2 separate regions of the Homo sapiens genome follow, and region 1 is linked to region 2. Evidence: read pairs that join two places in POLR2A ChIA-PET (ENCODE). Cell type or tissue: HepG2. All regions are shown on one strand. Links, peaks and the distances in the headings refer to the core of each region. The heading gives the core; the rest is flanking DNA.

Evidence for each region. Peaks named below come from ENCODE experiments on the same cell type or tissue, not always from the same donor. Only the 100,000 strongest peaks of a DNase experiment are listed, where the experiment ranks them.
Region 1: POLR2A ChIA-PET joins it to region 2 with 6 read pairs; 3 of 35 experiments call an interaction of 5 or more read pairs at or near these places.

The regions. Positions count from the first base shown.
Region 1 is chr20:44,416,056-44,420,444 of GRCh38, forward strand. HNF4A (hepatocyte nuclear factor 4 alpha) reads left to right here. Exons shown (of 10, transcript NM_175914.5): 6 at 2,370-2,457; 7 at 3,666-3,821. Among named protein-coding and RNA genes, the nearest start is that of MIR3646, 10 kb to the left of the region's middle. In HepG2, for the core only: no CTCF peak of the experiment used is centred there; DNase peaks (open chromatin) are centred at 2,146 and 3,406.
Region 2 is chr20:44,595,236-44,599,624 of GRCh38, forward strand. The region is part of intron 2 of PKIG (cAMP-dependent protein kinase inhibitor gamma); the gene reads left to right. Among named protein-coding and RNA genes, the nearest start is that of PKIG, 15 kb to the left of the region's middle. RefSeq lists an enhancer at 2,343-3,090. In HepG2, for the core only: no CTCF peak of the experiment used is centred there; no DNase peak of the experiment used is centred there.

The DNA.
Region 1 (4,389 bases), core at 323-4,322, 180 kb before region 2:
GGGGCTCAGAGCATTCTCAGAGAGCAATGATGGGTGGCCAATAACACAGGACAATCATTAACACACCACCCCGACCTCCCGGCCCACCCCCCAGAACAGCTGCCATATCAGGGGGTTGAACCTGGGATCAGAAGGGTTCCCAGCTCCCCATTCCTGGTATATGAGGAGCCCAGCTTGCCCAATGCAGGTGGGGCATCCCTGGGAAAGTCGGGGGCATTGTCCTCCAAAGGGCTTCCCAATTTTGTTGACATTGCCCCAGAAACTAGATTCCCAGTTGGTGTGCTTCTTGGGCCTGGATACAATTGCAGAAAGAGATTGGGGCTTAGAGAGAGACAGAAATTTGCCTGAAGTCACAGAGCAAGTTAGCGACAGAACTGGGATTCAAATCCAGGTCTTCCGCTTCGCGATGTGAAGGCCACTGGAGTGACTGATGAAAGACTTGCACAGTGCCCAGTGCGCAGGAGGCGCTTGGCAATCAGCATCCTCGGCCTCCCTCCATACTGGTCATGGAAAGTGGATTTTCCCTCCCAGGCAGTTTCCTCTTTTTCTGTTTTCCTCACAGGTTTCTATCCATGGGGAATAGAAGGGGCAAGGACAAGTGGCTGCCCAGGAGCAGCTAGAGCTAGAGAGGAAGTCAAGATGTTTGCTCATTCATTCATTCATTTCCCCTTTCCTTCCTTCATTCAAATATTTATTGAAGGCTTATTTTGTGCCAAATATCTTCAGACAAATGCCTTCTTTCCTCTAACAACAATTTCACCTCCTTAGAGGCCTTCTCTGACCTCCCCATCTAACGTAGCCATTCTTGCCCCATTGCTCTCACCATCCTTTCCACTCCCCTCCCTCCCTCCTTCCCTTCCTCCCACCTTTTCTCCTTCCTTCTTTCCTTTATGCTGTGATCACCCTGTGTCCTCTGTACTTATTTGTTCTCTACTATCTGTTCATCCTCTCTCCTATAAATGTTAGTTCGATGAGATTAGAGACCTTGTCTCTCGTTTTTAAACATTGTGCCTCCATTGTCTTAAAAAGTGTCTGGCATTTAGTAGGCATTTAGGATTTGATAACTGAAAGAATGAACAATCAAATTAATGAACAAACAAAGGATTTTAACCTTCTAGTTTGGCTTGCTATGGAACCTCCAAACTCCCTAACCCAACCTTGAAGATGAGAAGATGAGATCCTTGAGGCTACCAGCCTGGTGCTGTTTTGTTTCAAGCCATCCTTTGGTCCTCAGGCAAGCACTAAAGCAGATGGCTCTCAGTGGGCTGGCTATGTCCTTCTGTGAGCTTGCTGGGCCCCTACCTATGACTCCAGTCTTAGAAGTCTTGCCTTGTACCCCCTGCAGAGAATGGTTTCATCAAGCTGATTCTCTGCCAGGGGCCAGTGCTCATACATTTGCTCTGAGAAGGACCAGCCCTGAGACCTAACATCCACATCCAAGTTCTTGTAATGCCCTCTCAGAATCCTGGAGTCCTGCAATGTCGATCCCTGGAGGGATCTGCCAGACCAATGATTTCCCAAACAGAATTGCACTTCAGAGTCAACTATGGAGCTTTTTAAACACAGATCCCTGGGCCCACCCTAAACATACAAAATCAGGATCAGAATCTCAGGGCCTAAGAATCTGTATTTTCAGGCCGGGCGCAGTGGTTCACACCTGTAATCTCAGCACTTTGGGAGGCTGAGTTGGGCTGATCACCTGAGGTCAGGAGTTCGAGATCAGCCTGGCAATATGGTGAAACCCCGTCTCTACTAAAAATAAAATTAGCCAGGCATGGTGGTGCACGCCTGTAGTCTCAGCTACTCTGGAGGCTGAGGCACGAGAATCACTTGAACCTGGGAGGCGGAAGCTGCAGTGAGCCGAGATCATGCCACTGCACTCCAGCCTGGGTGACAGAGTGAGACTCTGTCTCAAAAAAAAAAAAAAAAATAGAATCTGTATTTTTACAAAGCACCCTTCATAATTCTCCATAGCTGGTCCATGGGTGGGAATTTGGGACCCACAGTTTTGGAACTTTTTGGGATCATAGACCTTTTTGAGAATCTCAAAAAAGAAAAAAAAAGCACACAGAATGTTGCTTACAGTTTCATCAGGCACACAGAAGAGGCCCAGCACGAAGCAGTTTCTTGCCCAAGGACACAGCAGTTCAAGGACAGAGTCAGCGCGAGGTCTCTCAGCTCTGAGCACATGTTCTTTCCCCTTCCAGGTTTCTAGTTTTATGGGTAGTAGTTTTATGATGCCCATTTCACAGTTCAGGCAGGTAGAGGCAGAGGGGAGCATTAAGCTGACTTGCCCAGCGTCACTGAGTTGGCTACGGGCAGCCTTCCCAAGGGTACAGATGGCAAACACTGTTCCTTCTCTCTTTCAGGTGGCCCTGCTCAGAGCCCATGCTGGCGAGCACCTGCTGCTCGGAGCCACCAAGAGATCCATGGTGTTCAAGGACGTGCTGCTCCTAGGTGAGGCGGCTGCCTGCCCTGGCCAGGGCTCCAGGGAGGGTATGCCTAGCATGGCACTCACCCAGGCAAGGAGATTCACATGGTGGCATGCAAGGGTGAGGGAGACTAGTCAGGAGTGGCCCTGTCCTCAGGCTTGCATTAGAGGGCTCCAGGACTCAGTTTTCAACTGGGTACCCCACTCAGATGCAAGGAAATGTGGATGCAAGTCACCAAATTCCCAGCATTGAAGTCAGAGCACGATCAGGGTTATCCCTGGAATTACCTGTGCATCCTTTTTTCTTTTGACAGAGTCTTGCTCTGTCACTCAGGCTGGAGTGCAATGATGTGATCTCGGCTCACTTCAGCCTCCACCCGCCACGTTCAAGCAATTCTCCTGCCTCACCCTCCAGAGTTGCTGGGACCACAGGCGTGCACCACCACACCCAGCTAATTTTTGTATTTTTAGTAGAGACAGGGTTTCACCATGTTGACCAGGCTGGTCTCAAACTCCTGGCCTCAAATAATCCACCCGCCTCAGTCTCCCAAAGTGCTGGGATTACAGGTGTGAGCCACCGCGCCTGGCCTACCTGTGCATTCTGATGTTCTTTCTGGAGTAGGAGCAAGAGGTGGTTAAGAATGGCACAAAGCCCCAGCCCGCGTCACCTGTGCCTTCATGGCATAGTTATTATTTTAAACGCTTGTACAGCACACACTGTGTGCCAGGGACTGTGCTCACTGCTTTGCAAACACTACCTATTTTAATATAACAATGCTATGAGGGAAGCTCGATTATTTATCCTCATCTTATAGATAAGAAAACTGAGGCACAGAGAGGTTAAGTAACTTATCCAACTATAACCAGCTATCAGGGGCAGAGCCATTTAAGCAGGGCAGTGCAGTTCCAGAATCTGGTCCTTTAACCTTGATGCTTTGGTGCCTATCAGGTGACCTTTGAATGTCATCGATCTTGTGAGTCATGTTGGTAAATGGAGCTTGGGTCATGTGAAAGAGGTCCTAGAAAGCCAAGTTCCAAGCTCAGCCGGATGACTCAAGGCAGCTTATCTTCTGAATCTGGGCCTCAGCTTCCTTACCTGTGAAATGGGAGTCACCATCCCTGCAGGTCCTCCTCCCACAGGCACCAGCTATCTTGCCAACTTAAAAGCCAAAACTAGAGGAGAGGGGTCAACCCAAGGTGACTTCCCATCCTCCCTCCCTCCCAACCCTTCCAGGCAATGACTACATTGTCCCTCGGCACTGCCCGGAGCTGGCGGAGATGAGCCGGGTGTCCATACGCATCCTTGACGAGCTGGTGCTGCCCTTCCAGGAGCTGCAGATCGATGACAATGAGTATGCCTACCTCAAAGCCATCATCTTCTTTGACCCAGGTACAGTGCACACCTCCTAAGCCATCCCTGACTCTCTCTCCAGAACGCTCTGCCAGACTTCTCCTATTGGGTTCTGTACACTGAGTTCACAGCCTCATCTCATGTTAACGACAGCCAGGAGAGGCCGTTTTCATTTAACAGATGAGGCAAGTCAAGATTTGAAGAGACAATATGGCCGGGCGCAGTGGCTCACACCTGTAATCCCAGCACTTTGGGAGGCTGAGGCGGGCGGATCACCTGAGGTCAGGGGTTCAAGATGAGCCTGGCTAACATGGAGAAACCCCATCTCTACTAAAAATACAAAAATTAGCCAGGCATGGTGGTGCACGCCTGTAATCCCAGCTATTCGGGAGGCTGAGGCAGGAGAATTGCTTGAACCTGGGAGGCGGAGGTTGCAGTGAGCCAAGATCCCGCCACTGCATTCCAGCCTGGGTGACTCCATCTCAAAAAAACAAAAACAAAGGGAGGATATGACTTGACAGGGCACCCTGACTCCAAAGGCCTGGGCTTTCCCTTCTTTTACTTCTTCCCTCCATCCTTCTTTCTCTTTACTTCCCATCTTCCTCTT
Region 2 (4,389 bases), core at 95-4,094:
TTTTCTGGGCAAAGTATCTGTAGCTTCCCTCAAACTCTCAAATGTGTCTGTGACCCTTAAAGTTTAAGAACACTGGTCTAGAGAGAACCCAAAGTGTTGTGGGCCACTGTGCTCCCTTGGCCACCAGCCTCTCAGATGCCAGAATCTTGAGAGAGCACACCAGGCCTCTAGTGTTTCTGCTTAGGCATGAACTGGGATACAGTATCAAATATTGCTGAAGTTCACAATTATAACTATAAATGTACAGCTGTCCTTTGGGATGCCCCAAGTACTTTTATTTATTTATTTATTTTTTTGAGATGGAGTTTCGCTGTGTTGCCCAGGCAGGGGTGCAGTGGCATGATCTTGGCTCACTGCAACCTCCGCCTCCTGGGTTCAAGCAATTCTTCTGTCTCAGCCTCCTGAGTAGCTGGGATCACAGGCGTGCACCACCATGCCCGGCTAATTTTTGTATTTTTAGTAGAGATGGGGTTTTACCATGTTGGTAAAGCTGGTCTCGAACTCCTGACCTCGTGATCCGCCAGCCTTGGCCTCCCAAAGTGCTGGGATTACAGGTGTGAACCACTGCGCCTGGTGCCCCTGGTGCTGTAAAAGTACAACTGTCCTGTGGATGCCCCAAGTACAACCACGAAAATGCATGCCCAGCACCCCAAACATGTCAACATGTTTGAACATAGTATATTCACCCCATAAGTGGTAGCCAATTTTTTATTTTATTAAATATTAAATAAATTAATTTTAAACACATTTTTGTTTTGTTTTACTCTTATCATTGTTATTATTTATTTGGTCAGGAGCCAGGAATCAGATGGTTATTTAGTCACTGAGTGATTAAAATCTATATGTCAGGAGCTGTGCTATATTTCAAAGATACAGTGACAAACAAGAAAGGCAGGGTACCTACCCTCTTGGAATCAGTTGGAATGGCAGATAATGAACAAATGTATCAGCATCATGCCTGGCTCACGGGACATTTCTGTGTGTATTTGTCGAATGACTGTTGAATGAATTTCGACTGAGTCATTATTAGGAAGAAGTCAAGGTGCTGCAGGTGGCAGGCAAGGAAACTTCATCTCTTCTGGTGGGTCAGGGAAGAGGAAGAGGGACTCAGGCTAAAGGGCCTACGCCCCAGGCTGCCAGGAATTACACAGGACTGTTTACAGGGGGCTGGCATTCCCATGAAGACTGGAGGTGTGGGGGGAGGGCTGGAATACTGAACAACCAAGGGCTTAGGAACCTTGAGTAAATGATGTTAATGTGGGCCAGAGGTACGGATGACATCTACACTCTGCTCAAGTAGTGATGGTCCCTGGCTTGCAAACATGTTGCTCTTCCAGGTTCCAAGGGAGGCTGTTGTTCAACCGGTATTTACCTATGTAGCAAGTTCTGGGTTCGGAACCCTACTTCTCTCAGGAGGCAGGAAGGATGGAAGGACATCCCTCCTGCAGCTGAAGACGGCAGAGCCCCAGCCACTGCTGGCAGTGGCCGTGGACACACAGTGCAGTGTCTGAGCAGTGTGTGAAGAGACTCCCTTACTGTCTGAAGGGCTTCACTCACCCTACACTAGTGAGAAGCCTCTGAATATTGTCTTGGAAGGGAAGCATTCACATATTAAGGGTAAAATCAAAGTCAGAGCAAAATTTAAAGTCTGCTCTTTGCCCCTCAAGACCCTGAAAGTCCCCAGTGACTGTCATTCCACTCACCTCCTCTCCCATTCACTGCTCCCCAGCCCCATGGCCTCTTATTAGTCTTTCTGGGCAGCAGGCTCCCCTTGCCTCTTGCATGCTGTGCCCTCTGCCTCGCATACTTAGATGTATATGCAGAAGTGGTTTCTAAACTCCTCTCTCTCATCATGTGTGTGGGCTGTGATACCCAACCATCAGTAACAGCAGCTGATGAGGACAGTGATCATTAGCTAGAGAGCACACCCTCAGTCGCTCCACCCAGCATTATTAGAATAATAATAATTCCCCACCAGGTCCCCCCACCCGGCATTATTAGAATAATAATAATCCCCCACCAGATCCCCCCACCTGGCTTTATTAGAATTACTATGAGAAACTATCCTCTAGTGATTCTGTTAATTGTGATTTTTGCCCCCCTACTACCACTGGTTAAGAATTACGGGCTTATGAACTGAGCTCCCTAACTAGACCATGGACTTCCCTCAGGGGCACAATGGTATCTTACTGTTTTTGTATCTGTGGTATCTAGTCCCAAGCCTAGTATACACTGAGGGATCAGTGAAATTTTTCTGAAGGAATGGATGAATACTATAGAGATAATATCTTGCTTCTTTTCATTCTCCACGGTGTATTTTGGAGATGCATTTTATAGAATTAGAGGAACTAGAATTGACACAAACTGTCTTCAACCCATGAAAGTCTGTGCTTCCATGAAGGTCTCTGGAAAGCAGCAGAACAGTCCATCTGGATCACTGCTTGGTGGCTGGGCATGCTGGGTCCTCCCCGGGCCTCCTGCTGCGGATGTATGATCTAAATTTGCCGAGGCTCAGCTACACAGCAAGGTTCTCAGAGAGTGGCAGTCTCCATCCTACTGTGAAAGGAGGGGCAGTTTTCCAAGGACTTCCTTGCTTTCCTGCCCTTCCTTCAGAGCTAGAAGACTCTTACCTCCCTTACCCCAGAGCTAGAAGTAACATTAGAGATTGCTTCAGTTATCCACTTCTGCATAATCCATCACCCCTGTTACTCAGTGGTTTAAAACAACAGCAATAGTTTCTTATATCTCATGGTTTCTGTGGGTCAGGAATTTGGGAACAGCTTGGCTGGGCAGTTCTGGCTTGGATCTTTTATGCAGTTGCAGTTAGATGGTGGCTGGAACTGGAGCAGCTTGGGGCCAGCACCGCTGAAGGCTGGCCGGCTGCTGCTCTTTCCTGGCCGTCTCAGGACCTCTCCCCTGTGGTTACTTCATAGGGCCTGTTTGGGCTTCCTCACAGCACGGCCACCTCAGATTTCCCATATGCAGCTCAATGCTCTAGAGGCAGGTTTCCCCAGAGAGAGCTAGGTGAAAGCTGTATAACCCTTTATAGCCTCATCTTGGAGGTGACACAAAATCATTTTTGTTGCATTCTATTTGTTAGAGGTCATTAAGGCCAGCTCGTTCGGGGAAATTGAAATTAAACTCTACCTCCCGAGAGGAGGAATGTCAGATAATTTGCAGACATGTTTCAGAACCACCACAGAGATACCCAGTTTCCCCCTTCATTCCACACTTGAGACTCCCGAGGTTTGAGGGGAAGAGCCTTGTCCAGAGGTGCCCAGCCTGGCATGGGCAGACCTGGAGTGTGACCCAGCCCCTAGGCCTTTGGCAGGCCTGCCAGGAAGTGATCTCACTTTCCCTTCCTTCCTGTCCCCTCACAGTAAGATAGAGACTGCCACTCTCTGGGAACCTTGCTGTGTAGCTGAGCCTCAGCAAGTTTGATAATACAGACACAGCAGGAGGCCTGGGGAGGACCCAGCATGCCCGGCCACCAAGCAGTGATGCAGCTGGACTGTTCCGCAGCTTTCCAGAGACCTCCATGGAAGCACAGACTTCCATGGGTTGAAGAGAGTTTGTGTCACAATTCCAGTCCCTAGCCCTGGCCCTGTGTGAAGTAGTAACACCGCCCTGCCAGTAGGATATAGCTGCTGAGGAGGTAAGAGTTTTAAAAAATTCATACCCCAAAATAATTATTTTTACTCTTGCTGTGAAGTTAGATACCAAAGAGTAGAATGTGGTGGTAGAATCAAGAGAGTCAACCCAACATCACTGAAAAGATTCTGAAGGTTTGTATCCAGCTGAATATCCAAAACAGGATGTTGCTTAAGCATGGGTAAAATGCATCTGGTGTATGTTTTAGACAGCCTTGTACTATGTTTTCCAGGGACTTGCTTACTTTCTTGCCCTTCCTTAAGAAATGCCTTATTATGAAGCTGGGGGCAGGGGAAAAAGAAGGTCAGAAAAGGGAATGGGTACTTTTCAGTAAATCCATACTACATGCCAGGCATAATACTAATTCACTCCCCTGCTTTATAGCCTAATAGCACAGGCTCCATCTGGCTCCAAGCTCCCTAACCTTGCTGAGTTTCAGCTGCCTCTTTTGTACTATGGGATAATGATACTTTCTGTCATAGAGTTGCTATAAAATTAAATGCTTGTAAGATGCTTAGCACAGTCTGGCATGCAGTAAGAAAGAACTGTGTAACAGGCCAGGCACCGTGGCTCAAGCCTGCAGTCCCAGCACTTTAGGAGGCTGAGGCGGGCGGATCACAAGGTCAAGAGATCGAGACCATCCTGGCCAACATGGTGAAACCCTGTCTCTACTAAAAGTACAAAAATTAGCTGGGCATGGTGGCGCACACCTATAGTCCCAGCTACTTGGGAGGCTGA